Regions from separate parts of the Mus musculus genome. Here regions 1, 2 and 3 are each linked to region 4. The links are chromatin loops, found by intact Hi-C in ENCODE. Cell type or tissue: heart. All regions are shown on one strand.

What was found. Hi-C counts contacts between places; a loop is a spot of excess contacts. Peaks named below come from ENCODE experiments on the same cell type or tissue, not always from the same donor. Only the 100,000 strongest peaks of a DNase experiment are listed, where the experiment ranks them.
Region 1: a loop joins it to region 4, with 8 times the contacts of the local background. A loop is called at or near these places in 2 of 42 quality-filtered maps.
Region 2: it touches region 4 in a loop (4-fold over the local background); 8 of 42 quality-filtered maps call a loop at or near these places.
Region 3: a loop joins it to region 4, with 5 times the contacts of the local background. A loop is called at or near these places in 6 of 42 quality-filtered maps.

The regions. Positions count from the first base shown.
Region 1 is chr13:12,456,648-12,464,647 of GRCm38, reverse strand. It overlaps Lgals8 (lectin, galactose binding, soluble 8), which reads left to right and starts at 2,910. Exons shown (of 10, transcript NM_001199043.1): 1 at 2,910-3,407; 2 at 5,332-5,474. The coding sequence starts at 5,433. In heart, a CTCF peak has its summit at 4,047; DNase peaks (open chromatin) are centred at 3,137 and 4,057; H3K4me3 peaks cover 2,213 bases; H3K27ac peaks cover 1,895 bases.
Region 2 is chr13:12,390,344-12,398,343 of GRCm38, reverse strand. It overlaps Heatr1 (HEAT repeat containing 1), which reads right to left and starts at 2,969. Exons shown (of 45, transcript NM_144835.4): 1 at 2,874-2,969; 2 at 2,431-2,604; 3 at 1,706-1,922. The coding sequence starts at 2,572. In heart, no CTCF peak of the experiment used is centred here; a DNase peak (open chromatin) is centred at 3,123; H3K4me3 peaks cover 2,245 bases; H3K27ac peaks cover 1,304 bases.
Region 3 is chr13:12,562,415-12,570,414 of GRCm38, reverse strand. It overlaps Ero1b (endoplasmic reticulum oxidoreductase 1 beta), which reads right to left and starts at 4,532. Exons shown (of 16, transcript NM_026184.2): 1 at 4,237-4,532. The coding sequence starts at 4,338. In heart, a CTCF peak has its summit at 4,429 (motif pointing right); a DNase peak (open chromatin) is centred at 4,614; H3K4me3 peaks cover 1,638 bases; H3K27ac peaks cover 1,116 bases; H3K27me3 peaks cover 293 bases.
Region 4 is chr13:12,253,505-12,261,504 of GRCm38, reverse strand. It overlaps Mtr (5-methyltetrahydrofolate-homocysteine methyltransferase), which reads left to right and starts at 3,392. Exons shown (of 33, transcript NM_001081128.3): 1 at 3,392-3,643; 2 at 7,527-7,741. The coding sequence starts at 7,532. In heart, no CTCF peak of the experiment used is centred here; a DNase peak (open chromatin) is centred at 3,294; H3K4me3 peaks cover 2,208 bases; H3K27ac peaks cover 1,491 bases.

The sequences.
Region 1 (8,000 bases), 200 kb before region 4:
TCCTAGAGTTTGCAGGCCAGCTAGTCTAGCGAAACCCAAAAGCTCCAGGTCTCAGTGAGATGTCCTGTCTCAAAAAGGAAGATGGGCCGGGCGGTGGTGGCGCACGCCTTTAATCCCAGCACTTGGGAGGCAGAGGCAGAGGCAGGCAGATTTCTGAGTTCGAGGCCAGCCTGGTCTACAAAGTGAGTTCCAGGACAGCCAGGCCTATAGAGAAACCCTGTCTCGAAAAAATCAAAAAAAAAAAAAAAAAAAAAAAAAGGAAGATGGGTGACTCTGCAGTAACGATACCCAGGTTAACCTCTGGCCTCTACACACATTTGGTTGTCAGTCACATGATGGTAAATGTTTCACATCTGGCTTTTAAGAGAAAAAAATCCTGAGAAGCAAGACAAGTGAGACAGCACAAATTGGCTCTCCTAGCTGGTCTGAGTAGACTTTAATCTTCATTAAATGTTCATGGATGTCTGGCTACAACCTACTAGTGAGTTTTACAAATAATGTAGTGGATTATAAATGGCATTTTAAACTTTAACATTTTTTATTTTTTGTGTTCTGCCTACATGTAGGTCTGTGCACCATTCGTGTCCATGAATAGTATTTTTTGTTTTGTTTTTTTGTTTGTTTGGTTGATTTTGGTTTTTTGAGACAGAGTTTCTCTGTGTAGCCTTGGCTGTCCTGAAACTCCCTCTATAGACCAGGCTGTCCCCAAACTCAAAGAGATTCACCTCCCTCTGTCTTCTGAGTACTGGGATTGAAGGACATCACTGCCCAGCCTATGAATAGCCTTTTAAAAAACTGGACAGAATATTCCAAACTGATTCTCCATTGAAACATATGAAGTCAGAGCAGAAACACTTATGCAAGGGTGGGCATCTCTCCAGCCCCAGTGAAAAGCTTTCCTTACTCTTCCACTTGCTCGATTCTCAATTCTTCCCAGCTAAGTGTTTTGCGAGTTTATGAGCCCTCTTCACAGGGCTTCTCCAGCTCTCATTTCTACACTTCTTTAAAGTCAGTTTCCAGTGAGCCCGGCAGCTACACAACACGCATTGATCCTGTTCCTGCTCTTTGACCCCTCAGAGCATTCAGAAACCTGGATGTTCTCTGTTTTGGATACCCATAGCCATTCCCAGCAGGTCGGTCTCTAAAGTCTCTCTCTCTCTCTCTCTCTCTCTCTCTCTCTCTCTCTCCCTTAATCCCCCTCTCTTTTCCTGACTTTTCTCCCAGGCTCTGGCCAAGTCTGTTTCCTCCTCCTATCTGCACTCCTAAAGGACCTCACTTCCAAGCTGTCATCCCCTCTTCCTCCCACCCATCAGCCTCAGCATGCTGATCTTTATTTTCAGAGCACACAGTTGCTCTCAGCAGCTCCGGGATTTTGTACTAGCTATTCCCACACCTTGGAATGCATCCAGCTCTGAGGTGAATTTATTATTTTAACTCTGTAAAGAAGGGGTCAACTCAGGCAAAACTGAAGATAACTCAACTGCTCTTCATTTTGAATAATGTAGCACTCAACCGAAGCCTGGGGAGCCCTTCTTTAGAGGCATTACAGTAGGGTTGGGAATGTGTATGGCAGATTCCCTATTGACCAAGCCAGCTCCGTCAGTCAACAGGTTCTCCAGGGAGGGAGTCGGAATTAAAAAGAAAAAAGACAACAAGACAACACTGTGGCATGACCCCAGCGAGTTCTGAGGCTGAGTCAGGCTTATAATGTTTTTCCAGTCTGCTTTGATACCAGTTTAAGTACATGCAAAATAATATCAGTTCTGGGTCAAGGACAAGCAGGACTATAAACACAAACAGTCAAGGAACAAAGTCCTGTGATCAATGTTTCCAGGCAGGGGCTTATCAAGATGACCAAGATATCTGAGCCTACTTCCCTCTCCTAGCCCAAAGTCACATTCTTGACTGAAGCCTACTTCTTTGCTCTAGCCCAAAACGATATTCCTGCCTGAGCTTACTTCTGTGTCCTGGCCCAATGTTTAATTCCTGCAAAGTTTCTAGAAACGGGCTCCAAAAGCTCTCCACACCCTATCTCTTACAAACCCCAGAAAGTGTAGTGAGAAGCCTACCACACCTAGTAATAACAACAGAGCTAAGACAACATACATCAAGGGTTAACTCCAGCTATTAAAGTAGAATCTTGAGGAGTTAATCAAAATTAGAAAATGGACATGAGGAAGGAGAAAAAGTAACGAATCAGAACACGAGGTTGCTGCTAAGAGGCTTTAAAAAAATAAAATACAAGTTCAAAACAAAATAAAACACACAGCCAGAGAAAAAGACCAAATGGCTATGTCAAACATGTCCTTTAAAAACAAACATGGCTAATATCTAGAAAAGAACATAACCTTGAGGCCATTAGGACATCAAAACTAGGTAGCTCAGTCAGCCATTCTCAGCGCCCTACAGTTTTATTTAAGTTTGTTCGTACAAATACGGGGCAAACCGTCAGCAGTGCAGCGCCCTGACTATGCAGCTCAGTGCTTATTGACCATCTACTCTGCTCAGAACTGAGCATCAGTGTCTAAACTGTTTCCTAAGGAAGCGTTCCCTGTAGTAAACTCCAGCACAGAATAAGCGGCCAATCACCCAGTGTTGACATGTTCTGGCTACTGCTCACAGGATGGGGTTTCTTGCAGGGACAAAGAAGAACGAATTCCTCCACACACAAGGCTAGTTATTGGCAATGAGTGGCTGCTAAATCTGATTGGCTCACAACATTGTTCAGTTCTGACCCAAGGCTGCAAAGGAGGCAAACCCAGGAGTACCCCGGCCACACCCCCCACGATTATTCTTTAAGTGTATTTTTAACACCCTTGAGATCAGGTATCTGTCCCAGAGTGACCCCGAATTCCTTAAGTTCTCCAGTATGACATTGAACTTGTGGTCCTCCTGCCTCCACCTCGCAGGGCTGGAACTACAGGGGTGCACCCCGACCGATTTGTGCAGAGCTGGGTGGAAATCAACCTGGGGGCTTCCAGCACGTGAGGTGAGCCACACCCCAACCCCAGCCAGCCACTCCCACAGCCAGCCATAGGTCTGCGTGTGTGACATTAAGAGCCCAACAGCCCCAGCTCGCAGCACTCGGACGCCCCGCCCCTGCAGTCGTTCTCGCGGAAACGGCCGCGGGCTGACCCCGCCCTCTGCCTGTGGCGGCTCCGGGAACCGGACGGCGTCCGTCAGGGGACACAAGTCGGAGCAAAGCGCTTACTACCACCGGGGTGAGTCCTGGCGACTGCGGGCTCAGGGACATCGGGATACCACTGTTCCCGGACCGGAATCCGAGTGTGGACACGGCATCCCGCCGTCTCCTCCGTGACACATGCACGGGGCACCGGACACCGGGAGCGATCGTGGGTTGAGGCTTGTACTGGGACCGTAGTGTCGGGACAACGCTGACTGCTGCGGTGAGGGCTCTCCGCTCGGCGGCTCACCTGCCAGGGAAAGGGCGAGCATCACCTGGATCCCCAAGAATGACAGGCCCAGGGACAGTTGACAGCTGTGTCACACTCCGTTATTCCAGACACGCACTTTAGCATGCTGCGTCATTCTATCCCAACGTTAAACACGGGGAAACGCAATTTCTCTGGGTTTGGGAATCGTCCTAAACCTAAGCCACGGCTTGTTGTGACTGACGGTGATACGTGTCTGGAGACTTCGGAGAGTAGTTATTTAATGCCAACCTAGGCCATCTTGATCTCTCTCCGGGAAAGATATCAATTATGGATGTGGTGATGGCAATTCCTTGTCTCCTTTTTGCTCTAGTTCGTGCTTCCTGGATTGCACAGAACAGAATTAAAGGCTCAGAGGATTTGAATAAAATGAGTTAGTGACAGATACTAGGTAGGGGTCTAGGGTGGTTTTTAGGGGTGTAACCAAGAGAGATGCAATTTTCTTTTCTCCGGTAAAATAAGAGATTTGGCGAGTGCCTATTGTCTACAGCCTGGCGGAACTGTAGGAAGTAAAAGACAGGAAACTCTAGTTTCATTTTCTGGCTTGGTTCTGGTTTGAGTCATCAGGACTAGAGGTAGTAAATGATTCAGTGGGCAGGGCGCAGTGCCGAGGGGGCGCTCTTATCTTTCAAAACCGGGCTGATGCAAAACATTGCATTTGGTATTCCCCGGAGTAACTCTGCCACCCCCACCCCACCCTCAACTTACTTAATTTGGCTGGTTGAAGAAGAGCAATGTTTTCTAGCAATAATAGCTAACACATACAGAGCTGTTTTCTGCTATTTAAACTAGTACAATCCTCAGGGCAATCCTATGATGTGATTCCTACTTGTTTTACTAATAGGAAAAGTTAAATGAATATTGTCCTGGTTTCAAAGCACTGCTTGAGTGATATTTGTGTCTTGGTTTTGTGTTATTTCCTAGCTTGTATTTTATTTGTATTTACTGCTTTTGATTTGTTTGGTTTTGCAGTGCTGGCACAGAACCCAGGGCCTCATCACACTAGGCAAGCTCTCTATTCAGCCCTTAAACATTATCTTGAGACAGGATGCCTTAGTCTCTATTCTCCTGCTGTGAAGAGACACCATGACCATAGCAACTCTTTAAAAGGAACGCGTTTAACTGGGGCTTGCTTATAGTCTGAGAGGTTCAAGTCCATTGTCACCATGACTAGAAAGCACGTGGCATGCAGGCAGACGTGGTGCTGGAGAAGCAGCTGAAAGTTCTACATCCGGATTCCCAGGCCGCAGGAAGGGAGAGGCACTGGGCCTGGCTTGGGCTATACCTCTTAATCCTTTTAAATAGTTCCACTCTTTGGTGATTAAGCATTCAAACCTATGAACCTATGGGAGCCATTCTTATGTGAACTGCCTGCCACACGGGATCTAACTCACCTAGGCTAGGGTCCAATTGTTCTTCCTGTCGCAGGCTTGCTCACAAGTGGCTTCGATCACAGGTATTGTGCCACCACACTTACAGTTTTAGTATTTTTAACAGGAAACTTCATGTAATTTCCTCCTTACATATTTTTTAAATAATTCCTGCACTGATCACTTAAAATTATTTCATTTAAGGCCAGGCATGGTGGCACATGCCTTTAATCCCAGCGCTTGGAATGCAGAGGCAGGCAAATTTCTGAGTTCAAGGCCAGCCTGGTCTACAGAGTGAGTTCCAGGATAGCCAGGGCTACATAGAGAAACCCTGTCTCAGAAAAAAAAAATTATTTCATTTCTAAGTATGTTATGAAGACTATATGGTAGGACTTTGGTTATACTAACACTTATTTGGTAACTATCCGTAAAGTAATATAATTTACATAGAAAAGTTTGATGTAGAGAAAAATCACGCATGGCTGTTTTTCTATATTGTTTTTACACAGGACAAGTTTTTACTTTGAGTAATCCTTAAATGAAGAGTGGGTAAAGTGTGTATACGGAAGAGAGACTCCAATCAACAATATCAATAAGTTGAAAAAGAAAAATGTTGTCCTTAAATAACCTACAAAATATCATCTATAACCCGGTAACAGATTTTTACCTTTTTTTTTTTTTTTTTTTTTTTTTTTTTTGCCTGTGGTAGGATTGACAGGAAATACACTCAAGTTGTAATTATCACTGGGGCCAGGCATGAACACACAGTTCAGTTAGCACACACACACACACACACACACACACACACACATGTATGCATAAACCTTGACGCTACAACACACACATGAAGGGAAGGTCTGGGGACAACTCTTGGGAAATTATATTCTACCATTTGGGTCTGGAAGTTGAACTCAGGTGATCAGATTTGGCAGGAGGCACCTTTACCTGCTGAGCTATGGTACTGGCTTCCTTCCTTCCCCTGTCTGTCTGTCTGTCTGCCCATCTGTTGTATAGACGCTAGCACCTATGACTTCATGATTTGGGTGGATGATAGCACTAGGCCGCACTGTCCGTCCACCCACCACTCACTGTCCATTCACTTGTCAGTTTTTTCTGATTGTTTGTTTGGTTGGTTGGTTTTCTCTGTGTAGCTCTGGCTGTCCTGGAACTCACTTTGTAGACCAGGCTGGCCTCGAACTCAGAAATCCGCCTGCCTCTGCCTCCCGAGTGCTGGGATTAAAGGTATGTGCCCTCCCCCTGCCTGGCTGCTTGCTTGTTTTAAGATGTGGCATTGCCATGTTGTCCAGTCTGACCTCAAACTTGAAATCCACTTGCCTGAAACCCCAGTACTGGGATTATAGACTGGTGTGCTCCTCCACACCTGGCTTTTTGTGGTGTTTTTGAAATGAGAACTGTACACAAGAAGTTAATGTCTCAGACTTCTGCTCTGTTTTCCCAACACTGCTTGGAAGTGTAGCAGAGGAAATGTGGAGAGCCAGAGGCAAGAGAGCTGAGCAAACCATGTTGTCCAGTTTAGGCTGCTGGTGGGAGTCTGACTGACTGCTAGAAAACGCAGTCAACATCCTGGCCTTCTGGAAAGCTGTCAAGAGCTTTCTGGTTTTCTGTGCTGGCTAGCCTCTCTAGATGTGCCAGGTTTCCTTTTGCCACCACTGTTGTTAGAGACCTGACATAGGGCCACTGGTTTTTGGTGACGCCCCTAGGAGACTCTTGGGCAGTAGAATTGGTGAAAGTCAGTGAACTGGCTGCGCCTGTTGACAACCTAGCTGTGATTTCCCTCCATAACTTCCAGTACCACAGTGAAAGAAAGGTTTAACAACCATGTCAAGCAAACTGAATTTTGGGGAGAAATAGCCTTATGTCACAGTGGGTTTAAAAACGGTTTACAAAATCTGACATCAGTAAAGACATTTAAAGTGATTTGCTGTATGTTGTAGCTAAAAACATCTCAAGGTTTCAAGGTTGTGGACTGGAAAAAACAAGACTAGGCTTATGTGGTGTGTGTGTGTATCCATGCATGTATGTGTAGGAGAGAGTGCATGCATGTGTATATGTATGTGGTGAGTGTGTGTTTGGTGTGTGTGTGTGTGTGTGTGTGTGTGTGTGTGTATCCATGCATGTATGTGTAGGAGAGAGTGCATGCATGTGTATATGTATGTGGTGAGTGTGTGTGTGTGTGTTTTCTTTTTCTGGACTTGGTGGAAGACAGGAGCTGCTTCCCATTCATTTGACCTCATGAAGGTTTTAATGTTCTCAGTCCAGACTGGCGAAAGCTCTGTCCATGTAAACACTTCTTGGTACAGATGAAGTACACACTGTAACTGGTGGTATCTTTTTTTTTTTTTTTACTTTTCTACTTAGTATATTTCTTTCATTCGTTCCACTGAAATAATTTGAAAAATTAAAAGCCAGAGTCACTTTTCATTCAGATTGAGTGAGTAGTTTGAAGACGTCGCCGTCACTCGGTACCAGGAGTGCTGTGGAGTGGCATCTGTGGGCTCTTCATTGTCCTTGTCTTCCCGTGGGTTTTGTAGTAGTTGTTTTCCAGGAACTCTTGGTTTTGTTCTGTTGAGATAACCTGGGCACCTGACTTCGTAGCTGAGGTTAGCCTCCGGCTTACATCAGTCTTTTTGCCTCAGCTTCCAAGGGCAACTTGAGCTTCCACACCCAACTTGTGGGAACTTAAGCCCCTTTGATATCCAGCAGGCCAAGAAGCTAGTAGACACGAGTCTGCGTCAGTCTTATTCTCACAAACCACGCATCAGCATCTCATCAGCATTACCCCCAGCTGGAGCTGAGGGATGGCTCCTTCTGGAACCAGTTCCCTGAGGCCCCACCTGAGAGTCACCACACAGGGCGGTACCGGCTCCTAGCTGCTGAGTTATTGCAGCCAAAGGGCAGAGAGCAACTCTGCCTGAGGAAGAAATGCCAGGGCAGAGTCCAGCAGAATCCAGCACATGCTTCAGGGCCTTTGAGATCCTCCACAGTGACAGTAATGTGGAGCTGGTCACAGAGGGGCTGCCTGCTTCACATACAGGAGCACTCCAGGCACCTAGAAGGGAAGCTCAGGCGTTGTCCTGTTGTTTAGGGCGATAAGAGCCTTCTTGGAGACCCCAGTGAAGGCCTCAACCAGGAGTCAGCCTCTCCAGGGAGGCTCTCT
Region 2 (8,000 bases), 140 kb before region 4:
CAGGTTTTTTTGGGAGGGGGTGGGGGACAGTTGGGGGTTGGAGGGATTGTTGTTTTTCAAGACAGGGTTTCTCTATGTAGCCCTGATGCTCTGGAACATGCTTTAAAGATCAGTCTGGCCTTGAACTCAGAGCTCCGCCTGCCTCTGATCCCAAGCACTGGAACTAAAGATATGAGGCACCATAGCCAGCAAAAAAGAAAAAAAAATTAATAAGATCACATTAATTTATTCAGATAGAAAATGACAAATAAATTAATGGAAAAGGAAAAGATGACAACATATATAATTTGTATATGAACTTGAAAAAATTTTTTGTCAGTCTCTCTACATTAAAAATGTTTAAAGATTCTCCTATTCTCTTGCATGCACTTAAAAAACACCATGTATTATTGCCCACGTGAGCCTGTGCAGCACATGCATACCCTTGCCCACAAAGGTCAGAGGGCACTTGGACCTGGAGTTTTACAGATAGCTCTAAGTGGCTCTGACGTGAGTACTGAGAACCCAACCCAGGCCCTCTTCAAGAACACTAAGCACTCTTCACCACGAGCAATCTCTTAAACCCCTACATGGACTTTAATAGTAGCAGACCTTGCCTTCTATCTACTTTATACAAGCTTTGGTATTAACTAAAACACTACTTGAATGAAGCTTTCCTCAACAAACCCTGGCATAGCTACCTCTCTAAATCTTGTGTAAAACTTTATTTAGGTATTTATTTAAAAGATAGCAACCAAGGAAAACCTACAGATATATATATATTTTTTTATCACTTTAACATTTGCTGAATAAAGGTTACATGAAGAAGGGCTGTAGTGATGGCTCAGCCATCTACAGGATTTGTTGCTCTCGCAGAGGTCAGAGTTTGGTTCCTAGCACGTATAGTGCTTAGAGTACAAGGCCTGGTACATAAATGCTTAACGCGCACATCACTAATACCACGTGATTTGGGTTGATATTTTAAAAGACATTCTTTACACCTAGCGAGGTAAGAAGGAACTGTACGTTTTGCCCCCATGTTAACGGATCTGCAATGTGAAGCTGCATCAGCTCCTGAGTACTGATGCAGTTAAGGCTGGTCTGGTAGCACACACTTATAACCACACTACTGAGGACCTGGGAGGCAAAAAGAGGCAGATTTATAAATCTGAGGCAAACTGATCTACTTAGTAAGTTCCAGGCCAGACAGGCAAAAAAAAAAAAAAAGTAAGTCAAAACCCAGCTTGAGCCAGGTGTGGTATCGCCTCTAATCCCAGCACTTGGGAGGAAGAGGCAGGTGGATCTCTGGGTGTGAGGCAAGGGTGGTGTACACACTGAGTTCTAAGACAGCTGAGACTACACAGAGAAACTCTCTCTCCACAAACAAAACAAACAACAATAACAACAAACGAGAGCTCTATAATAAGACCTTATCCCCAAAACAAAACTAGCCAAAGACAATGACATACTTCTCAGACTTGGGGAAGAAGGTGGCAGATTTCTGTGAGTTTGAGGTCAACCAGAGATACACACTGAGACCATGTCTCAAAAAACAAACAAACAAACAAACAAACCCCCTAAACCCTAAACACACTAGACAGGAACTAATGGCACCCTATTCAAGAAGAGCATGTTCACTTGACATTCTAAACATCATGTTAACCTTTGAAATTTGTGAAAGCAATCTAGCTTACCAAGTGTTGGCAACTAATGAAGGTTTAGCTACCTGTGAATCAGCCATTCCAGACACTTCTGCGCTGGCTTGAGGAGGAAATAAGGAGACAAGTGAAGGAGGAACGATGAAATGTTTTCATCCAGCTGCTTGTTCACTGCTTTGGTCTGGACGCTGCGCTCCAAGCCTTTTGCCAGCTGGCTGAACAATGGCGCTTCAAACTGTTCAAAGGCAGGGTCAATCCCAAGAAGCTCCTCCAGGCCAGTGCATCCTAGGAGGAGAGTCACGTGTAACTTCTTTGTAGGCAAACCCAACAGATACTCTCCTGTTCTCCTCACCCCCAAGCTCATGAACTCTGTTACCATGTGTTAGACACTCTCAAACACTGGCTTTAGTTGTTAACATATAGGATAAATCTGACCCCCACTCACTAGGAGAAAAGAAAGTACTTCATGACAAGAACTCCACCCGAGCCCTTCTTTTTAGTCATTAAAACTACATCTAGTTCTGAAAGTCTCCTCTCACACCACAGTCATTGTCTCGGTTTCTTTACTTTTCTTCCTTTTTACATATTAGTTAGTTTGTGAAATTTCAGATACCATTATTTATAAATACATTCACACATCTAGCAGTATTGCTGTTTCCCACCCCCTTACCAAGAAAACAAGGTACTGCTCGGGAAGCGAACGGGGGGGGGGGCAAGAAAATACAGAACCTCCCCCCCCCCCAACTCCCCGATATCATGCTCTGGGAGCTTTGCTAAGTGAAAGGTGGCTCACCGATGGCAAAGGCGGTGTCCCTGTCGATTGTGGCCGCCTCCTTGGGGTCAAATAACAGAGAGGCAACTTCACGTCTCGATAGGAGGCTGGGATCAGTTTGAGGGAGGGCGAGTCGCTGGAGCTGCTGGGCTAAGGACGTCATCTTGCACGGAGGCGGATGTCTCAAAACACCGGCTAAGAACGAACAGCGTGAAAAGTTTTTAGGAAACGTCAGGCGCCTTAACAGATGGCAGGCCAGGGCTCATGCTCTGGCAATACAGCGCTCAGTCCTTTCGAGGACACAGAAACTTGCTTCCCCGACCCTCCAGGACCCACCACAGCAATTGCGTTAACTACGCCTCCGCAGCACCAGCTTTCCCCAGCTCTGCACCACGACCTCACGGCCCACCCGGCCACCCGTTCCAAGTCACGGCCGCGCCTAGCCGCACCGTGCTCCTCCTCACCCTGAACTCGGAATATCAGCAGGATTAGACAGCTAACAACTCCTCAGATCAGCTCCCACATGGTGCCGGCACTGTCCCGGAACTCTAAAGCACGCCTCATAGGAACTTCCGGCTTCTCACTACGGCAAGAGAAAAGGGACACCTTTGTAGAAAACGCAATACAACGGCCCCGCCTCCGTGACTCTAAGTTCCGCCTATTCAGGCCAGCCATTTAATTCCCCGCCTACTTTCCCCTCTAAGGGCCTGAACCTCAAAGCCCCACCCTCCGCTCGCTCATCCAGTTAAGCTCCGCCTTCCATCCGCACCTCTTTCCAAGACACCACATTTATTCCACGCCCCTCCTTTAAGCTCCACCCTCACGAAAATGTGCTAAGCCACGCCTACAGTACCTCCCCCTTCTTTCCAGAAAGCCACCTATAAGTCCCGCCCCTCCGCTCCTTGGTGCTACAGCTCGCTTCTCTAGGTACCCGACGCCTCGCTCAGTGTTGCTATGTGCCTTCAGGCTTAGGTCTGGGATTCTTTTTCCCCAACCGCCTTTGGGAGCTTTACGGGTGTGTAGCAGGAACCGGTCATTCACGAGATACTTATCCAGCCTGCGAGGGGCTGAAGCGCGGGAAGCCGCGTTTCTAATTCTAATGCTACCCGAGGAGGGCACAAACCTAACGTGAGTTGTAGTTCTCAGTGCAATCTGGTTGCTCTGTAAGTAGTAAACACTCGCTGAACGCAGTTACTGACAACCTTATCACCTTTGCCTTGTCTGCAGTCCTAGGGAGTGGTGTTTTTCTTATTCTGTTATTATTATTATTAGAAACATGACATTTTAATTTTTTTAAGTGAAAATAACTTTTTTCAAGATGGGAGGTGGCGGCTCACTTCTTTAATTCCAGCTCGAGGGAGGCAGAGGCAGTCAGATCTGAATTCGAGGCAAGCCTGATTTGTGGAGTGAGTTTCAGAATATCCAGAGCTGCACAGAGAAACCTTGTCTCAAAAACAAACAAAAAACAAAAACAAAAAATACACAAAACTTTTTTGTTTTCATATTCTGGTTACAGTTTCGTTCCACAACTCTTCCCAGATCCTCCAACACTTCCCCTTCCACCCAAATCCACACCGTTTTTTCTCTTTCTTATTTAGGGTACAAACATACGATGATGACGACGAAGGCGATAGGCAAAATAAAAACAAACATCAGAATAAGACAAAACAAAGAGAAGAAAAAAGTGCCAAAGAAAAAGCTCAAGAAACACATATAGAAAGAGACATACCTGCTTATACACACAGAAAGCTTATAAAAATGCAAAACCAGAAACGGAGATATATACGCAAAGGACCTATAAGGAGGGGAAAAGATGCCCTGACAAAGAATTATGAGGCAAAAAAGGTCCAAAAATGCTACAGAGTTAGTTCAAGTTAGCTCATCTTACATTGTCCATATGGTAATTGGGACCTAGCCTTAGGTTTGCACAGTGAGTTAGCTCCACTGTAGAAAACTGATTTGTGAGTGATTGTCAGTGGGAGATACCTCTGGGTTAGGGACAGGGGCTTGTGTCCTTCCTCTCTCAGTGCTGAAAGCCCATCTGCTCCAGACCTGTGGAAGCCCTGTGCGTGCGTGCTGCCACAGTCTCTTCTGCTGTGTTTGGAAGGTCTTGCTTTCCTGGTGTCTTCCATCCCCACTGGCTCTTTCTATCTTTTTGTCCTCCTCTCCTACCGTCCCCTTTGGCCTCCTTTTTGCCTTCCTGAGGGAGTGGGGGGGGGGATTAGATGGAAACATCATATTTACGACTGAGTATTTGAGGTCTCTCATTCTCTAGACATTACCCAGCTGTGGCTCTCTGTATTTGTTCTCTTCTGCTGCAGGAGGAAGTTTCTCTGGTAGCAGCTAAGCAAGAAATACTGATCTGAGTATAGCAGAATGTCTTTAAGAGCTGTGTGTGTGTGTGTGTGTGTGTGTGTGTGTGTGTGTGTGTGTGTGTGTGTGTGTGTATTTAAAAGTCTCATATATATACTATTGTCTAATATATATATTAGTTCCCTAGCCTATCTGGTCTCAGATTCTTGGCCACTAAGCAGTGTAAGGCATGGAATCCATCTCATGGACTGGCCCTTAAATCCAACCAGGTATTCATTGGTTACTCCTCAACTTTGCGCCATCATTGTACCAGCATAGCTTGCAGGCAGCTCACTGTTATCGATCAAAGGTTTGGTAGCTAGATTGGTCTTTACCTTTCTCTCTAGTAAGCATGCAGTGCACCTCCCAGGACCATTAACACTAGTCAGTAGGTGTGAAGGCTGTTTGTAGGCACCAGCTCGACTTCTCCACGTTCGATGAATTGTGTAGATGTTGTCTGCAGCAATATGGCCTTACAGTCAGTTTGTGGAGAGCAATCAACAGCTTTGGCAATAGCCTGGGTTGTCTGGAGATGCCTATGGGGCCCCTTTGGCTAACAACTTGATTCGATGTAACCCATTCCTGGGACTGGAGACTTCATTTGGTAACGAAAGACATCCAATTGGGGCTCCATTTTCCCATGATTTGGTAATTCCACTTGGATCACCTTCATATATGTCTATATTTTAGAAGTTTCCATACAACCCGTCAAATGGCCCTTAGTTTTAGCTGTCTCTCCCTGTATTTCCTCCCTCACCCCTTTCTTCTCTCTCTCTCTCTCTCTCTCTCTCTCTGATCCTCCTGTTGCAATCCCATCCCACCACATTCTTCCATAACTGTCTATTCTATTTCCCCTTCCTAGGGAGAGCCAACCTACCCTCCCCCAGCCCCTTACTTTATACCTAATCTCTATGTTTGTATAGATGGTAGTCTGCTTATTGAAAAATTAACAGTTAACATCCACATATAAGTGACTATTTACCATTTTTGTCTTTGGGGATCTGGGTTATGATTTGTTTTTTCTAGTTCCATAGATGTTCCTGAGAATTTCACGGTTTCATTTGTTTAACCACTGAGTAATGTTCCATTGTATAAATATGTCACATTTTCTTTATCTCATTCATTCATTGATAGGCATCTAGTGTAGTGATAAGTATAGTGTAGTCTTTATGTCTGGCTTTAAGTAAAATGTATGGTAAAGCCTTTGAGTCTGGCTTTGAGAGAAATGTTTCAGCAAAGCCTTTATGTTTGAGTCAATCAGTAGAGGCTGAGAAATTGTTTTGAGACTGTTTGAACCTTGAAGCACTGTTGTCTCTCTGGAGGGTCTGCACTTGGTGCTATATGAGAGCACTAATCTTGGTCCTGAAGACAGTCCTGGCAAACCTGGAATTCTTACTTTTGATTATGGATTGCCATGATCAAAAGGGACTGAAATTTATATAGGTTGTCTGTTCTCATGGGCAGCAAGGGCAAGATAACTTCGGTAACTGGAGCTTTTTCCAGCCACAATTCACCTTGTATGATGTTTGAATAAAGTAACTGGAGTGAGCTAGCTGGGTGTCAGTCTTTTCTAAGAAGGCTGAATCCCTTTGCTCCTTCAGAAAAATGAAGGCTTAGCGTCTTTTTATTTTTCTGGCCTTGAACTCAGAAATCTGCCTGCCTCTGCCTCCCAAGTGCTGGGATTAAAGGCGTGTGCCACCACTGCCTGGCTAAGGCTAAGTATCTTGGTGAGCTTCTCTCTCTACTGTGGTACCCATGACCAACATCAAACAATAATCTAGTCTGTTTTCCTTTTCTGGCTATTATAAGTAGATCAGCAATAAACATAGTTGAGCAAGTGTCTCTGTAGTAGGATATCAAGTCCTTTGAGTATATGCGCAAGAAGGTTATAATCGATCTTGGAGATAGATCGATTCCCAGCTCTCTAGAGGGCTGTCACACTGATTTCCATATTGGTTGTGCAAGTTTACACTCCCACCAGCAATGGATAAGGGTCCCCCTTATTTCACACGCCCCCCAGCATGAGCTATCACTTGTTTTATTGATCTGGGTCATTCTGACTGGGGTAAGATGCAATCTCAAAGTAGTTTTGATTTGCATTTCCCTGATGGCTAAGGATGTTGAGTGTCTCTTAGTGTTTCTAAAGCTGAAAATTCCCTCTTTCAAGTTCTGTGAAGAATTATGTTGGAATTTTGATGGAGATTGGGTTGAATCTATATTGCTTTTGATAGAACAACCATTTATATTTATGACTTTAAGAATTCTCTCTTTAGATCTGTACTCCATTTTTAAATTGTTTTTTTGTTTGTTTGTTTTTTGTGTGGGTGGGTGTTTTGTTTTGTTTTGTTTTGTTTTGTTTTGTTTTTTCAAGACAGGGTTTCTCTGTATAGTCCTGGCTGTCCTGGAACTCACTTTGTAGACCAGGCTGGCCTCGAACTCAGAAATCTGCCTGCCTCTGCCTCCAGAATGCTGGGATTAAAGGCGTGCACCACCATCTCCTGGCTGGGTTGTTTTCTTAATGTTCAGGTTTTTTTTTAAGTTATTTATGTATTTTAGATATATTTAGATATTAGCACTCTATTAGACGTGTAGTTGGTAAGAATCTTTTGCAGTCTGTAGCCTGCTGCTTTGTTCAGATTGATAGTGTCCTTTGACATACAGAAGCATTTCGGTTTCATGTGGTCTCCTTGTTTTTCTTAGTGCCTGTGCTGCTTTCAGTGCTCTGTTCAGAATCCCTGTACCATGGGTTCAAGACTATTCCCCACCTTCTTCTCTCCTCCCAGATTTGGTGTATCTGGCCTTATGTTGAGGTCTTTGATTCACTTAGAGTTGAGTTTTGTGTAGGGTGGTAAGTATGAATCTATTTACAGCCATCCATTTTGACAAGCACCATTTGTTGAAGATGTTGTCTTCCCCCCCCCCCAGTGTGTATTTCTGGCTTCTTTAACAAAAATCAGGTATGCACGGAGTGTGAATTTATGTCTGGGTCTTCAATTCGATTCCATTGATCAACGTGTTCATTTTGGGGCCAATGCTATGCTGTTTTTATTACTACAGTTCTATAGTACAATCGAGGTTAGGGATAGGAAGACCTCCAGCCGTTCTTTTCTTATTCATGGGTGTTTTAACTATCGTGTGTGTGTGTGTGTGTGTGTGTGTGTGTGTGAGTGTGTTTCCACATAAAGCTGAAAATTCCCCCTTTCAAGTTCAGTGAAGAATTGTGTTGGAATTTTGATGGA
Region 3 (8,000 bases), 310 kb before region 4:
TTCTAAAGTAGACGAGGCCACTACAGAGGAAGTGGACCAGAAAAGTTAGCATCCTGGATACCAAAGCAAGCACTTAAGTGAGTAAAGGCTGAGCTGTAACAACAATTCTTCCAACAGGTAGAACCTGAGGTTTAGGAACTATACAGTCTTAGCAAGAAAGACACTGGGAACCCTCGACAAGAGAGATTTCAGGGCAGTAGAAGTACAATTTGGTACAGTCTGACTGTAATGAATAGGTTAAACAAAACAAGTCAGGAAAAATGAAATGAAGACAGCCTAGGAATTTTTCCAGATACAGAAATTAAAAGGGGCAGGTGGCAGCTCAGTCAGGAAAAGTGTTCAACAAGGACAAGAGCGCAGCACCAAGACCCAAGGTCATCTGCTAGGATGACAGTGACAGCTCGTTAAGGAGAAACTAATGAGGTGGGGGAAGTGAAAACATGGCGAGAACCACAGCCTTGAGAAGAAAAGAAGAAATGGACCCTAACACATGCTATAAGAGCACGAATGATTCATCCATGGCTATAACCAACAGGATCACAACAGTTGGTACAGAGTCCAGGAAGTGGATTACTCTGTGGAAATTCTCTTTTGTTAGGCGTGAAGCCGATAGGGCAGAAGAGTGGGTGACAAAGGATTATTTAGGAAAATCTGTAACCGTTATTTCTTAAGCTAGGTATAATCAGCTATTTAATTAATTCACCCTTTTAGTTTTAAATCTTACTTCCCTTCCCCGCTGGTCTTTTGAGACAGAGACTCAAGTAGCTCAGGCTAACAAGGAGTTGGCTCTGCAACTAAAGCCAACCTTGAACTTCTGATTTTGTTCACTCATTCTTGAGATTATGAGTGCATACCACCATACTTGGCTTAAATTTTACTTTGAACACGTCAATTTCATTATTTTTAACCTTCTGGCTATTCTTTTAGATGTTTAATACTTCTATGCTTTTCTTAAGTACACTAAAACTGATATTAAATTACCTACTTAAAAATTTCAGAGCCTAAGGTATTGTCTTGAGTGTTTCCACTTATAGGTGTTCCTCAACTTTCCATGAGAAATTGCTCCCCTCCCAATAAACCCACTAAAACAAAAATATCAAATGGAAATGCAATTGAGACACATAGCCTACCATACAGCATGGATCAGAACCTCAGGAGACAACTTGTGGAGTCTGAGTTGTTTATTATGCTTGTGTTGGCATAGCTGATGGTGAACTGTTGCTCACTGTCCCTTCCTAGCACTGAAATTACAGAACTAGCATAACAGAAAAAAAAAAGTATCAAATTACGAAGTAGTTTCTACTAAGCAGATATAGCTTTCTCACCTGTGTAATTTAAAGAAAAAAAAAAAAGTCCAACCATCGTAAGCCAAAAATTCAACCATCATAAGCCGGGGGCTATTTGTATCTGATTCAAGGTACCTAGTGCCTTGTGGCTTGTGATAACTTTTTTTGGCACGCTCCTAGCTGTTTACTCCACTGGACACTATCTCTGAAATCTCTTAAGTCCTTGAGTTGAAAACACACTTCTCTAGGAGGAACGGATATTTGCTCTCTCTGGTAACCTGGGCTTGCTGTGAATTCCACTTCTAGCCAAAGCTCATCCTAGCACGAGTGATACAGAGTAAGCCTGAAAAGGCACGTGAGGGAGGGGCTGCTCACAGTCACAGCTTCTCAGCCGAGTTTTCAGCCCCTTCTTCGTAACTTTTTTCCTTTTCCACAAAATGGGGCTCATTTTCCATTCACACTTACACTAACAATGTATCTCTTTGGGGGTCTCTTATGATTTTTCCATTTTTAGGGAAGACACTGGTGTTATTTCTTACCAATTCTACCTCCACGAAGCTGTGAGACTAAAAGCTTGGTCTTCAGGTTTAAAAGAAACAAATCCTCCGGGTAGTGGAATGAGTCCCACATTTCTGACCTCCATTTAGTGGGGAGCTCTGTGTTCCTTGATTTCATGCCACCTCAGATGGGCATTTTAAAGGGTTTCAAATATATTTGACAGAAATATCCTTTTACAGGAAAACTGTATGTTAGCATGCCATGAACCATATTTGCATTTCATTTATAAGAAAATGGGGCATCAGATATACAAATGAACATCCTCTCACATAGTCAAAAACATTTTCCTGCTTTCAATATAGAAGGCAAAGTACCTATTTCCTTAAATGACTTTGATTTCTTGTGAACAGAGGTGTTTGTTCAACAATTCTAATTCTTCCTCTTACTTTTACTCTTTCTCCCCCTGCACACCCCGTCCCCCAAGTTTAGGATGCATGAGAAGTAGAGGAACTGTCTATGTTCCACCTTCTGATTGTCTGGTCTCTGTTTTTCTGTCCACTGAAGCAAGTATGCTGATTTGTTAATGCTGGGTAGAGCATAAAGGGCTACATTAGGGCCCCAGTTTATGTAACTTAATAAGCCAATTAAGCTCTCTGAACTTCACTTAACCACCACAGCCTTACACATGATATGTACCAAATAAAATGAGGTAATATATAATTAAACATGTTACAGGTTAAAGTGCTATCTAAAAATGACATCAAAACTGTATTTAGAAGAACAAAATATACTTTTGTAGACAGGCACGGTGTTACTTTGAAATGCACAAATATTTTATTGTTGATATATATATTACAAATATATATCAACAAATAGAATTACAGGTACATTATAAACCACTAATTACATGTGATTATTGGTAGCTAGAGAAACCTTAAGTGAAGCTTCTAGACTAGTGATTTTAAAAGTATACAATTAATTAATGACATATATCAAGCAAGAAAACAAGAAATCAGACTTTATTTAAAAGTTCTAAATGTAAGCTCCACTCAAGTCAAACACTCAAACTAGTAACTACAAAGTAACTTTGCTATTGACAGCCTAGGAAATTTATTTTTTCTAAATCTGATAGATACACCCAGAATCCTATCATAGTGTTTGCCAAGCCTGACTAAAGTATAGTGGAAAGAACAATTGCATCACAGACACTTACAAGGCTTGTTTAAAATTCTGATTCCTTGCTCAGTTCCAGATGGACTCAGCAAGCTCCACGTTTAACAAAAGGTTTCTTTTCCTTTCCCTTTCTTCCTTCTTTTCTCTGACTGGTTCATTGTTTAGTTTTTTGAGAGAGGGTCTTGCTATGTAGTCCTGGCTAACCCAGAATCTCAATATGTAGGCCAGCGTCCAACCTGCGGCAATCCTACTGTTTTTCCTACTGTTTGTGTTTTTTACCCCTGAGAGCTGAGGCTACAGGTGTATGCCACTGTTCCTAGCTGTTTATTTTTATCAAATCATTCAAGAGAACTCACACATGGACACAAACAGAATATTCTTGTATTCTAGGACTTCATGCTGGACACCATAACACCATGAACAAGGCAGAAAAACATGTTTACACGGTTACTCTCACAGTTACCATCATTTTTTTTTCTCTTAGCAATGAGTGTTAATTGCTTCAAACTGCATGCCCCTCATTATCAGGCCATCTGAGACACTTTTGTTTTTCTTCGGTTTTGGCTCTTCGAGCTAGCACTTTGCAGCAGGTGCAGACAAGATATAGCAGCATCTGGCAACCTGTTCAAACCTTCCTCACTAAAAGAGGCAGAGCTAACCTATCTCTTTTCAAGGCAAGAGGCTGTGCTTTGGCTTTCGAGTATGTAGTGAACACTTCAGTAATACCTGCCTAACCAAGGCAACGTCAAAGTCTACCGGACTGTCCAGCCAGCAAGCCTCACTATAGACTTAAGAAGCCCACAGTAGGGGCCTAGGCCCTCCAGTGTCATAACTGGGCTCACCTGGCATGCCACTTTGCATACGTAGGACAGGTGGATAATTATAAAGCGGGTAATGCCTATAGCTATCTCTAGAGCACAAGTTCAAGGAAATGAAGTAATGCCCCCTCTAGCCCAGGAAGAGGATGGAGGGTCTGCCTCCCTGTCATCTGAGGGAAGGATGTCAGAGGTTTGTGTCCCCAACACCTTCACCACTCAAGACTTGTGTCTCCCCGTCACCATCACAAAGATAAAGCCGCTAGCGCTTACTGGCCGTCACCATCTTCCTCTTCCGTAAACCATCACCACGCGTGTCGTGTCCCCGCGCCCGCCGCGCTTTACAGACGTTTCCCGCACTAGCCGGCGCGGTTCTCAATCCCTGGCTGGCCACTCGCACCTGCACCTCGGCCTCTCGGCGACGCCGGCGTGACCCGTCCCCTGCCTTTGGTCCTCGGGCTTACCTGAGTCTTGACCAGACTTGAGAGGAAGCTCAGGGTGACAAGCAGTTGCACCGCGGCCGCCGCCCCCTGCCCAGTAACGGCCCGGCGGAACCCCGGACTCATGGTGACCTCGGCCGCTGCCGTCGCCTCGGCCGATCGGGGCTGGGGAACGACGGCCCGCCGCGACGACGACAGCAGGGGGCAGTGCCTGGGAGCCGGGAGCCTCCAGGACCCGGGGTCTGAGCGCCGGTCTCGGGCAAGGAACACTCTACCGTTCGCAGCAGCAGCGACTGATGTACCAGTGCTGCGCGCCCCCGCTTCATCCCAGGAGGCCCCGCCCCCGGCGTCCTCAGTTATGATCACGCCCTCTGCGCAAAGCCTTCTGGGAGTTGTAGTCCCTGTAGCCCCTTGGGGCCCCCCCACAGTGGGAAGGTCTTGAAAATGGAGAACTACAGGCTCGGAGGTCGCTCTGCCTCCCTGAGGCGGGGCTCCGCGGCGGCCAATGAGGCGGGACCACGAGGCCTCCAAAACACCCAGGAGCAGGCGGGAGAGTGGGTGCTGTTTTAGGGGTTGGCCTGAGGTGGTGGAACCTCTGTTTCGTCGCTCTGAGAAACAAGACTGTCCACCCCCATCCCCGCAGGTCTTCAGGCACTATGCCAATAGCTCTTTGTCACCGCTTGACCTACTGGGGCCAGGATTTTCTCGCCAGGCCGGCCGAATCTTTGACTTGCTATTCCCAAGAGCTTTCTTTGCCTTTTTTCTCACCTCTGCAGCTACCTAAAACCACCTGGCATCTTGTCAGGAAGTCTTCAGCACCTCCTTCATGTCACATGCCCCAGAAGTATCATTGCTTGGTGTCTCCACTACTCCTCTACCAACACCAGAAAATCTATAATACATTTTAAAGGATGAAGGAAAACCCCAGTCTATACAGTGAAAAACGAAGAATCGGGATAAACGCACAGAAAAGCTTAAAGGGACATAGACTATCCCAAATGTAACACATTCTAGATGGTTTTGTGGTCTTAATTACACCTCAAATATTGTTCTGGGATTATGTAAGGTTATGTACATAAGCTTCCTGTAGTCCCTAGCAAATAAGTGATCAATTAATGGTAATCGCTAACTTTACCGATATTCCTGAGTTATAGGAAACTTACATTCAGTAGTATGTATCAATTTGTCATTGTTGATGTAACAAATGACCAGAAGGGTAGTGATTGAAAACAACCCCAATGTATTATCTTACATTCTGGAAGCCAGAAAACTAAAACAAACTGCATCCATTTGGAATATTCTAGAGAATAATGTTTCCTTGCTTTTTCTAGCTTCTATGGCCAATCAAATTCCTAGATTCAGGACCTCACATGACACAGTGGCATAGCCTGCTTTTGTCGTCTGTGCTTTCTGACCCTATCTCTCTTGTGTCCCTACATATAAAGACTTTCGATTGCATGGTGCTCACCCGGATAACCCAGGCAATTTCCTGATCTCAAAATCCTTAATCACATCTTCAAAATCTCCTCTGGCCTCTCTGGTAACATGAGAACATTCGCATCCATGATTCCATCTAGACCCACTGCATGATCTGTAGGGTCAGCCAGAAATGAAAGTCCAGGGGAAATGAGAAGACTTTTAAGGCGGAGACAACAGAACAATAAACCAGTCCAAGACCCTGGAACTTCACAGGCCATCTTCCCATGTCACCAGCTCCCTTTTCTCCACATAGCTAACAGAGAACTGTGTGCGACTTGCTTCTCAAAGCTGCCTTTCTATGCTCTTCATCGCTCTGCGCTTTGGGTATGCATGGGACTTTCCTCAGGTCCCTTTGTGCTGCAATTGGCCCAGATAATGTGTACATCATGGAACATAGCCATTTTTTTTAGTTATAAACTGCCTTATTTTTAAATTTCACATTTTAAATATCTGATATCAAGGGCAGAAACCATGCCTGTCATTCGGAGCACTTCAGGGCCTGTCACAAAGAAAAACTTGAGCTTTTCTATCAACTTTTCAATTGGTAGAAGAAAAACAAGTTTACAAAGATTATAATGGCACACACACCATTTGTTTTAGCTCAGAAACTTTACTCACAATGTTTGGAAACATTTTTTTCTCTCAGTGAGTGAAATCAGACATGGGTGTTTTTCATGAAAAAGAAAGGTTCACATTGCCCTGTGCTGTGATCTGTTTTAGCGTTTGCTGTAATGAGCAGGATGAGGAGTTGATTAATTGATGAATAAGCTACTGTCCTCTGTTTTAGCCTTGCGGTTTATTTCTTATTAGAGCAGGCATTGCCTTTATAATGATACCCATGCTCCTTACCTACACTCCTTAACTTCAAACTTCCCATCCTAGTTAGGGGTTTGCAAGTTGAAACAGGAAGAACCTTTGTAGCAAGCTATAGAAAAATTCAGATCCAGCTAGATTTAAAAACAATAAGAAAACTAGTAATAAGTCAGGAAAACTGGCAACTTTGGGAATGAACAAGGCTTCATCACTTACAGTTCCAGAAAAGTGAGTCCATCGGGGTGTGACTCAAGGACCAAAAGGAGCATGGACCGTTCTGGACTTTTCCAGAACATTCCCATTGGCTTGGCTCATTGTTCTCGGTTACTTTTCACACTCTATCCTCCCATCAAACTTCAAATTACTCCTCAAGTTTAGCTGAGAGAAGGGGAGATGAGGGGAGGTAAAGAAGGGGAGAGAGAAAGAGAGAGAGAGAGAGAGAGAGAGAGAGAGAGAGAGAGAGAGAGAACAGAAATCCTGCAGGATTACAAAGAATGGGAAGAGGTACACAAATTCATGGAAGCCATTCTCTAAGTATGTCTCACGAATTTACTTTATTTTTTGTGGTTGTAGAAATTGAACCTAGGGCCTCACACATGTCAGACAAGCACTCTACTACTGAGCCATGTCCCTGGCCCTCTTCATGGTTTCATTTTAAAAACATTTTTATTTATGCATATATGTGTGTGCATGCAGTGCCTGCAGATGACAGAGAAAGGAATCAGATCCCCCTGGAACTGGAGTTATAGGAGGCTGGGGGCTGCCTGCTATGGGTGGTTAGGAGAGAACTGGGCCCTTCTGCAAGGGCAGCAAGCGTTCTTAACCACTGAGCCATCTCTCCAACTCCCTTTTTTAAATCTTGCTAAGTTGCCTAGAGAGGCCATGAGATTTCCATGTACGTGCCTCAAGCCAACTGAGTAGCCAGAATTGCAGGCCTGCCTCCAGGCCTGGCTTTAAAAGCACTTTTCTTTCTTTCTTTCTTTCTTTCTTTCTTTCTTTCTTTCTTTCTTTCTTTCTTTCTTCCTTCCTTCCTTCCTTCCTTCCTTTCTTTCATCCTTTCTTTCTTTCTTTCTTTCTTTCTTTCTTTCTTTCTTTCTAACCTTGGCTTGCACTCTATATTCATTAAATTGTCACAGATGTCCCGGTCTATGGGTACACAGAAAAGTATACCAAATAAAGCTGTAATATGTTTTTGCAGATAATGCAATTTATTATTTACAAACCACCTGGCTTAGACAAGCCTAATTTTCTGGAACTAAGGGACAGGAAAATTGTTTTTCTTTCAGTGGAAAAAAATATATGAGCCTCACAGATCAATTGTAGAAAGAGTGAGGACCAATTTTTGTCAATTAGTACAAGTCCTTCGGGGCAAACAGTGATGATTTCCCATTGACGTGGTGAGGGTGGGTCAATGTTCTCAGTACAGATGATCTGTTACTTTTCTCATTGCTGTGACCAGCAAGAAACAACTGAAGGGGAAACAGGTGAGTCCATCC
Region 4 (8,000 bases):
CCTGTTTGATGTTATCCTGGGCTAGGAAACAGGTTTAGAATAGTTTAGATTATAATGTGAGACCTCCTCTTGAGAAACACATAGAAAAAAAAAATAATAAAATACATAAAAACTCTGGTGTAGTTATTTACAGTAACATGGGAATGCTGTGCTTATTTTCTTCCTATGAACACAGTCTTGCGATGTAGCCCAGGCTAGGCTGGAACTCATAAACCTACTGCCTCATTCTCTTAAATGCTGGGATTATGAGCCTGTACCACTACCCCTATACTCCTGGCTCTATATATCTTTTTATTTTTCTAGATACATCTGCTTTTAATCTCTTTAACTATCACTGACCTTACTGAACTATCCTTTGTTTTTAAAATCTGAAAAAAGAAATGTTGTGTTTTGCAGGTCTTGGTGAGACACAGGAGGCTAATTCAAAGCCAAACTGTACTATATACTAAAATTCTATATTAAAAAGTGTTATGCCGGGCGTGGTGGTGCATGCCTTTAATCCCAGCACTTGGGAGGCAGAGGCAGAGGCAGGCGGACTTCTGAGTTCGAGGCCAGCCTGGTCTACAAAGTGAGTTCCAGGACAGCCGGGGCTACACTGAGAAACCCTGTCTCAAAAAACAAAAAACAAAAAAAAAAGAAAGAAAAGGTGTTATGTTGGAGCCACCATGAACAGCAAAGGAGGTCAATATCCTGAAAGAACCTAGAGGGGAAACCCCCACTCGTATCCCGAGTCGGCGTGCACCCAAAGAATCACGAGAGACTGTCTTGATGCAAACACACAAGGTAGTTTAATGATGGAGCTCTGGGCCGACATGTATCTCACACAGGAGACAACGGTTGTTGGCCACGAGGCTCAAAAGCTAGGGGTTTTTATAGAAAAGGGTCTGGGGCTGTAGGAGGAATTGGTGCGGTTTCACAGGATTGGTTTATTTAAACACCAGCAAACTGTATGTGCAGATCGAAGTAACAGCAGAGCATCTGGTTAACATTTAATCCACGTCAGAAGGGCGGGAGATATGGAGGCGCCAGGCCAGTCCAGACATGTCTTAGCATTCTCTTTATCTTTATGGCCAAGCAGCCTCAGGAATGTCTTAACGACAGGCCTGCCCGGGCATGTCCTGGCCTGTTCTGCTATGTTCTCAGTCCCAGGCTTCAAAGCTCACAAACAACTCTTTGGGCTATTTGACATAAATTACATGAATCACAGGTCTCAAGTTTTATTTTTCTTTCAATCCAACACAGCCTACCTACCCTGTGCAACCTCCTGGGAATCCAGTATATCCTCAGACCTTACATCTTCCTCAGGCTCCACCCTATACTGATGCTCCACCTGCATATTCAGAGCTCTATCGTCCAAGCTTTGTTCATCCAGGGGCTGCCACAGTCCCCACCATGTCAGCTGCATTTCCTGGCGCCTCATTGTATCTGCCTATGGCCCAGTCTGTGGCTGTTGGGCCTCTAGGTTCCACAATACCCATGGCTTATTATGCAGTTGGTCCCAACTATTCACCTGGCTCAGCAGTGTTGGTGGAAGGAGGGCATGATGCAGGTGCCAGATTTGGAGCTGGTGCCACCGCTGGCAACATTCCTCCTCCACCTCCTGGATGCCCTCCCAACACTGCTCAGCTCGCAGTCATGCAGGGAGCAAATGTCCCTGTAACTCAGCTCAAGGGAAACTTCTTCATGGGTGGTGTGATGGTTTGTATAACTTGGACCAGGGAGTGGCACCATCTGAAGGTGTGGCCTTCTTGGAATAGGTGTGACCTGCTTGGAATGGGTGTGTCACTGTGGGTGTGGGTATAAGATCCTCACCCTAGTTGCCTGGAAGTCAGTCTTCCACTAGCAGCCTTTGGATGAAGACATAGAACTCTCAGCTCCTCCTGCCCCATGCCTGCCTGCATACTGCCATGCTCCCACTTTGATGATAATGGACTGAACCTCTGAACCTGTAAGCCAGGCCCAGTTAAATGTTGTTTTTTATAAGACTTGCCTTGGTCATGGTGTCTGTTCACAGCAGTAAAACCCTAACTAAGACAGGTGGCTACACCATGTGGTGAGGAACCATGGTCACTCCTGTGCCAGGGAAGACATCTCATACCTTCAGCACTTCTCACAATGTAACTGCTTTAGTCATATTCACCTGAAGTTGCAGTTTAGACACATGTTTTTGGGGTGTCTTTCTGGTGTCAAAACTTTTGAGGCACTTTTCAAATTTAATAAGGAACCATGTAAGGGTAGCAGCCCCTCCCTAAAGCATTCTGAGGTAGGGGGTATCCATTCTTCAAATGAATGTGAGTGAAGCAGCCCAAGGTGCTTCCTTAATTCCTCTGGAGTGATGCTGTGCCATGCTGGTCTTTGCTTCTAGTAATAAAACATCAAATTAGGTTTGGAGGGAACTTTGATCTTCCTAAGGGAAAAAAATGTTATGTTTTATTTGTGTATTTCCTCTGACTAAAAAAAATATACCCTTCCTTTAAGACCCAACTACTTTGTTTGTTTGTGTGTGTGTGCGTGTGTGCATTGTATGCATGTCTGTGTGCTAAGATAAATGAGCTCCTGTATTGCAGAGCCCAAAGGAGACCATCTGTATTCTCCTTTCTCACTATCCACCTTATTTCTTTAGCCAGGATTGTTTTCTGAACCTGTAGCTCACTGGCTTTTCATTCAGACTGGCAGCTAGCAAAACCCAGGAATCTTCCCGTCTCTGCCCCAGATACTTATTTGCCTTAGAATACCATAAACCCTTTGGGATGTTTCCTACTTTCTTCTTTCCATGTTTAATTATTTGTGCAAGTTCTTACTGGCCCACTTGTGCTATCCAAGTGTGTATCTCAACTTGAGTGTTTTACTCAGTAAATGTTTAGTATCAGTGTGGCCATTAGCATCTATAGTGCCTCATAATTTCCATAGTGTACTCACGGGTTCTTTTTTTAACCCCTGTTGCAAGCCTATAAATTAATAGTCACTTTCATTCTAGTCTTTCTTTTCTGTGGATGAGGGAGACAAGATATTTAGTGTCTGCAAAACTAAGCTACAATTAATTTTCTGACTTCAGATTCCTGGCCCTTGATACTCCACCACTGATGAGAGCCAATACTATAGTATGAATTTTTCGACTAGAACTTGGAGAGGTCTTTGGGAACCATTTCCAGAACTCAGGGAAGAGACGCTCTGGTCTCCATAGGGACCCAGTACTCAGGACTACATCTCCCATAGGGCCACGGAGCAAAGCCTCCGGCGATTGGGTAACGACCAACAGCCTATACACGGCGGCGAGGAGCTGTTGAGGGCCAATCACATGCCGGGAAGGGGGCGGGCCCTCCTGCCGGAGGCTAGATTGAGCGGAGAGCTAACGGCGCAGTGGCGGCGGCGGCCGTCTCTACGTCGTCAATTCCTTTAGTCTGTCGCTGCGGCCTTGCTCTGTAGCGGGGAGCTCTGCGCTTGGGAGTTCCGTAAGAAGCGCGTGCCCGAGGCACGGTACCCGGAGGCCCGGTGTGTCGGCTCTGGAGCTTCGGGGATCTTGTCAGTTCGTCAGGCCAGAAAACGCTGGCTGGAGCCGCCCGCGGTGGAATTCTTTGGAGATCAAGCCTTCCCTGCTTGAGGAGGACTCTTGGCGGCGCGTCGCCTGCGCTGTTGTCACTCGGTAACTCCTCCATCCAGGTCTAGCGGTTCTGTGGGTGCCTCGGCTCTCCAGGAGTTTCTCCTTCGGAGACCCAGCCTGGAGTTCGGGGGGGACGCGGTCCTTGCTGGGTCTCTTTCTTCACTCACCCGCACACGCTCGGTCCGGTGGCGGAGCGACGAGCGCTGCCTTTAGCGCTGCAACTTCTAGCAACAACTTCCCGCGGGGCTCCTGGGAAGTTCTGCATGATATAACTGTATTCAGTAAATGTTTACGGAAAGCTGTCTGCCCGAGACGAGTTCAGATGCTGGGAGGCCGGTAAGGCAGCCTAGACAGTTGAACCACGTGGGGTTTTAATTTCCTTTTCTACTCTTTACTTTTGGAAACTCTGGCTTTAGCTTGACGGTTGCCTGACTGGACTCTCAGTACCCAGGAGTGGGGATGGAAGGCAGAATAGTAATCGCAAATTACTCGGATATTGGTGGCTCTGGCCTCCACAATGAGAAAAGACACAAAGGGAGTATAATTTCAGTTTTGAGTGTCTTAAAGATTTGGAGAGAGATTCCTATAAGACGTGTGAGTGAGGTAAGACGTAGAGTCGAGAGAATTAGTAATAAGGACATCAGGTTGTGCTTGCCCAGCGGACAGGAAGCTCTGGTTTAGTTAATCCCTAGCTCTGCATAAAGCTAGACTCGAAGGGGTTTACGTCTAAGGCTATTCTCTGGAACACAATGAGTTCTGGACCAGCCTCGGTAACATGAGATCCTGTTTCTTTTTAAGACAGAACAGTGAGTATGGTGTGGCATAGTGTGTAGCCCTAGGAGGAGGGTGAATATCTGACAAATAGGGCTGGTAGAATTGTTCTTGAAACCAGTGGGACATTGCCCGGCAGCACATTGCTGTTGCTATAAAAAAAGATCGCTCTTTTTCATAGAGTTACGGCATGGTTATTTAGTCTTTTAGGGCTTCAGGCTTCTTCCTTTCTTTTTAGAAAAAGAAGAGTAATTGAATATAGTTATTGCTGCAGAAAGCCTCTGAAAATTTAGAATAGATTAAATAGTGATCCCTTGCAGAAAATGAGAGAAAATGGTTGGCTATTTGCACCTGGCCCTGCTCTCTTCTCCACTTTCCTCCATGGGTGAACATCAAGTTCTAGGCTCCTTACCTGTAGCTTAGAAATAGTTCTGCCTCTCTCACCTATGTGTTGGTATTACAACCACGTTGCTTTAACATCCTAAAAAACCCTTAGCCACTGGTGTCCAGCTTTTGTTTTTTGTTTCTTTCTGTGTTATTTACTGTTATACTGTCAAGTCTCAAGGAAGAACTAAGATTACCGAACTTCAAGGTTGAACTGAAAGCTGGATATGTCCCAGGCTGTGGATATGGTTCAGTGGTGGAATGCTTGCCAAGAGTAAATCCCTCCAGCAGATGGTCAGGGAGAGGGTATAACCTCAGACCCTGTGTGTGAGAAAGTTTCTGCTGCAGCTTCTAGTGATCTCATGTTTCTCCCTTGCATGCTTTTATGAACTTAGCTAAGAGTGACTAATGGAAGAATGAATAAAAGGAGCCAGTGAATTGGTAGCAGCTCAGATCTCTTCTGGCCTTTAAAAATTAGTGGGAGAAAAAAATATTTCAAAAATGAGATAATATGTGAACAGATGCCTATAAAATGTAGCAAATCAGTTCAATCTAGAGATTAGAGGCCCCAGATGAAAGATGTGTCCTCCAAGGAGCTTGTGGAGCAGATTGTAAAGTAGCCAAAGCGGGAAACTGCTGAGAATGCATTGAGGTAGTTTGCTTGTAGTGCAAAAAAGAGAAGTATTTTTTATTCTACACCATTTTGTCCTGTGAAAGGGAAGTCCTTTTGTGACCCCTGTTAAGGCCATTCTCTCCAGAGGAGCTGTGTTCCTGACACTGTAGCATGTCACTTACAGGCCCATATTAGGAACTAATTGTCCTATAACTTGTTATTCTTTAAGTTGCTTGGTTTTCACTTGTTTGTTTGCAGTGCTGGGGTGCTAGGGAGTCTGCTGTAAGCCTTCGTACATGCTAGGCGAGTGATTTACCCTGAGCTGTAGCCCAGTCTTAGGTAGTTCTCGGCTACTACCTGACTTTATGTTCCTTTCAGCATCTGGTGGGTGCTGTCACCAGTTCTACATCTATTTATCCTTTGGAATATTTGCTGTGAAGACAAATGGTACCAAGTCAAGAGAAGGAAGAAAAGAAGAAGGAAAAACAAAACCTAAAACAACGAAATACCCGATTCTACAAAGCTGTAGGATCTACTCAAATTGGGGAAAATACAATTGCTTCATGGGCTTATTCACCAGGACGGGTCTCAGAACTCTTTTCTATGTAGCACTTATTTACATGCACACAGATATTAAACATAAAGCTGTTTCTAATCATCTACTGGGAGTTACTATGAAACCATGCCGCCTTTTATTCACCTTAAAAGATGTGTCAGAGAATCCGTTCTACATAGAGTAGTCGTCCCTTCTTTACTTTCCTGCTGAGATCAGACATAGAATCCGCTCTATTAAGTTGTAAAACACACAGAATATTCTAGACCTAATGAACTGAACACAGAAACTTTGAGGTGGGGCGCATTCTTTACAGAAGAATAAAGTTTCAGTGAATGCCCACACTATGCTAAGGGAAAGGACAGTCATTGGGAGGATTTGGTTTTTAAATTTTCCTTATTGTTTGAGGGGTGGCTCTGGTATGTTGGCTTGCACCTGTTGGCTAAAGTCTCAGGAGACCTGTTCTTTCTTCCTACCTTGGGGATGTGGCGACTCAGGCTCTCAGGTTTACACAGTAAGCACTTTTTCCTACAGAGCCTTCTCTTTGGCCCAAGGGGATTTACATTTAAGAGAAGGTTCTGATGGTAATTAGGAATGCTGGTCTTTAATGATAATTAAACGTAATAAAAGATAAACTCCTACTAGAAGAGTCAGTGGCCTCTTAAGATAAATTGTACTTACTTTTTAAGGATAATAAGCATATGGATGATGAAGGATTGTATTTTATTGTTGTTTTGAGGAAGGGGCTCATGTAGCCAAGGCTGGCCTCTGAACTCACTGTATAGATAAGAATAGCCTTGAAGTCCTGATCCTCCCACTTCTGACAGTGTTGAGATTACTGGAATGTACCACCATGCCCGGCTAGCAGTAGATTTTCAAGGACCTGTTGTGGAGTTCTGTCTTCAACTCCCACTCAATTATGATGTGTACTCTTTTATATATTTGTGTTTGCTACTCACGATTCTCTTGTTTCTGTAGACTCTTTCACATATACCCATATATTTATGTATTTCTTTCTAGATTTCAGAATTTGTGTGGGGGCTTAGGTTGTTTATGGTATATAGTGGACTGTTGCAAAGATGAAAATTTATATAAGTATGGTAGTTAATTGTTTCTATCTTTTATGTTCACACACTAACCCATTAAGAACCAGCTGTATTTTGAAGGTCAGGTTGGAATTACCAGTGTTCAACTGTAATAGCTTTATAGAATTAACAAAGAAAGTCCTGAGGAGTTCTGCAGCCTGGCCTAGGCTTATGCTCCTTAAACAGTCATTGACTTTTTTTCTGCACTCTGAAACAGAAGTAGCTAAGCCTGCTTCACCATTGTTTGGGGATTCATCTGTGCGTTGTAATATGTAAATCATTGTATTGTATAGAAATGTCAGCATTTTTGACAGCAGTTTTCTAGTGCTGTAGTTGCATCTTTTATGAGCTCTCCTTACTCCATGTTAAGAGTTAGGGGTTCCACCTCTTTCTTTTTTCCTCTTCTGCTGCTGGAGATCAGACTCAGGGGTCTTATACACTATGCACTGTCTACCCCTTACCTACATCCCCCACATATCTCCTTTCATTCTTTGAAGTCAGTTTTTACTTTCTTTAAAGGAAAGATGAAGAAAACCCTGCAGGATGAGATTGAAGCCATTCTTCGGAAGAGGATCATGGTGCTAGACGGTGGGATGGGGACCATGATCCAGCGGTACAAACTAAGTGAAGAACATTTCCAAGGTCAAGAGTTTAAAGATCACAGCAGGCCACTGAAAGGCAACAATGACATCTTAAGTATAACTCAGCCTGATATTATTTACCAGATTCATAAGGTGGGTTATTTCCAGGCTCCTAAGCATTTGTTCAAGGTATTTCATGTATCAGTCTCAGACTGTCGTGGCCTTTGCTCTAGAAAATATGGGAAAAGGACGCGATCTATTTGAAAAGCTGGTGATTTATTTAAAAACCAAGTAAAAGTCCCACACTGTGGGACACTTGGGATAAGCAGATGGTAAACACAGGGTGTTTTGTTTATTGTTTGTTTGTTTTTTGGTGTTTTACCATTTAAACTTCTGTTGGAAAACCATAAAT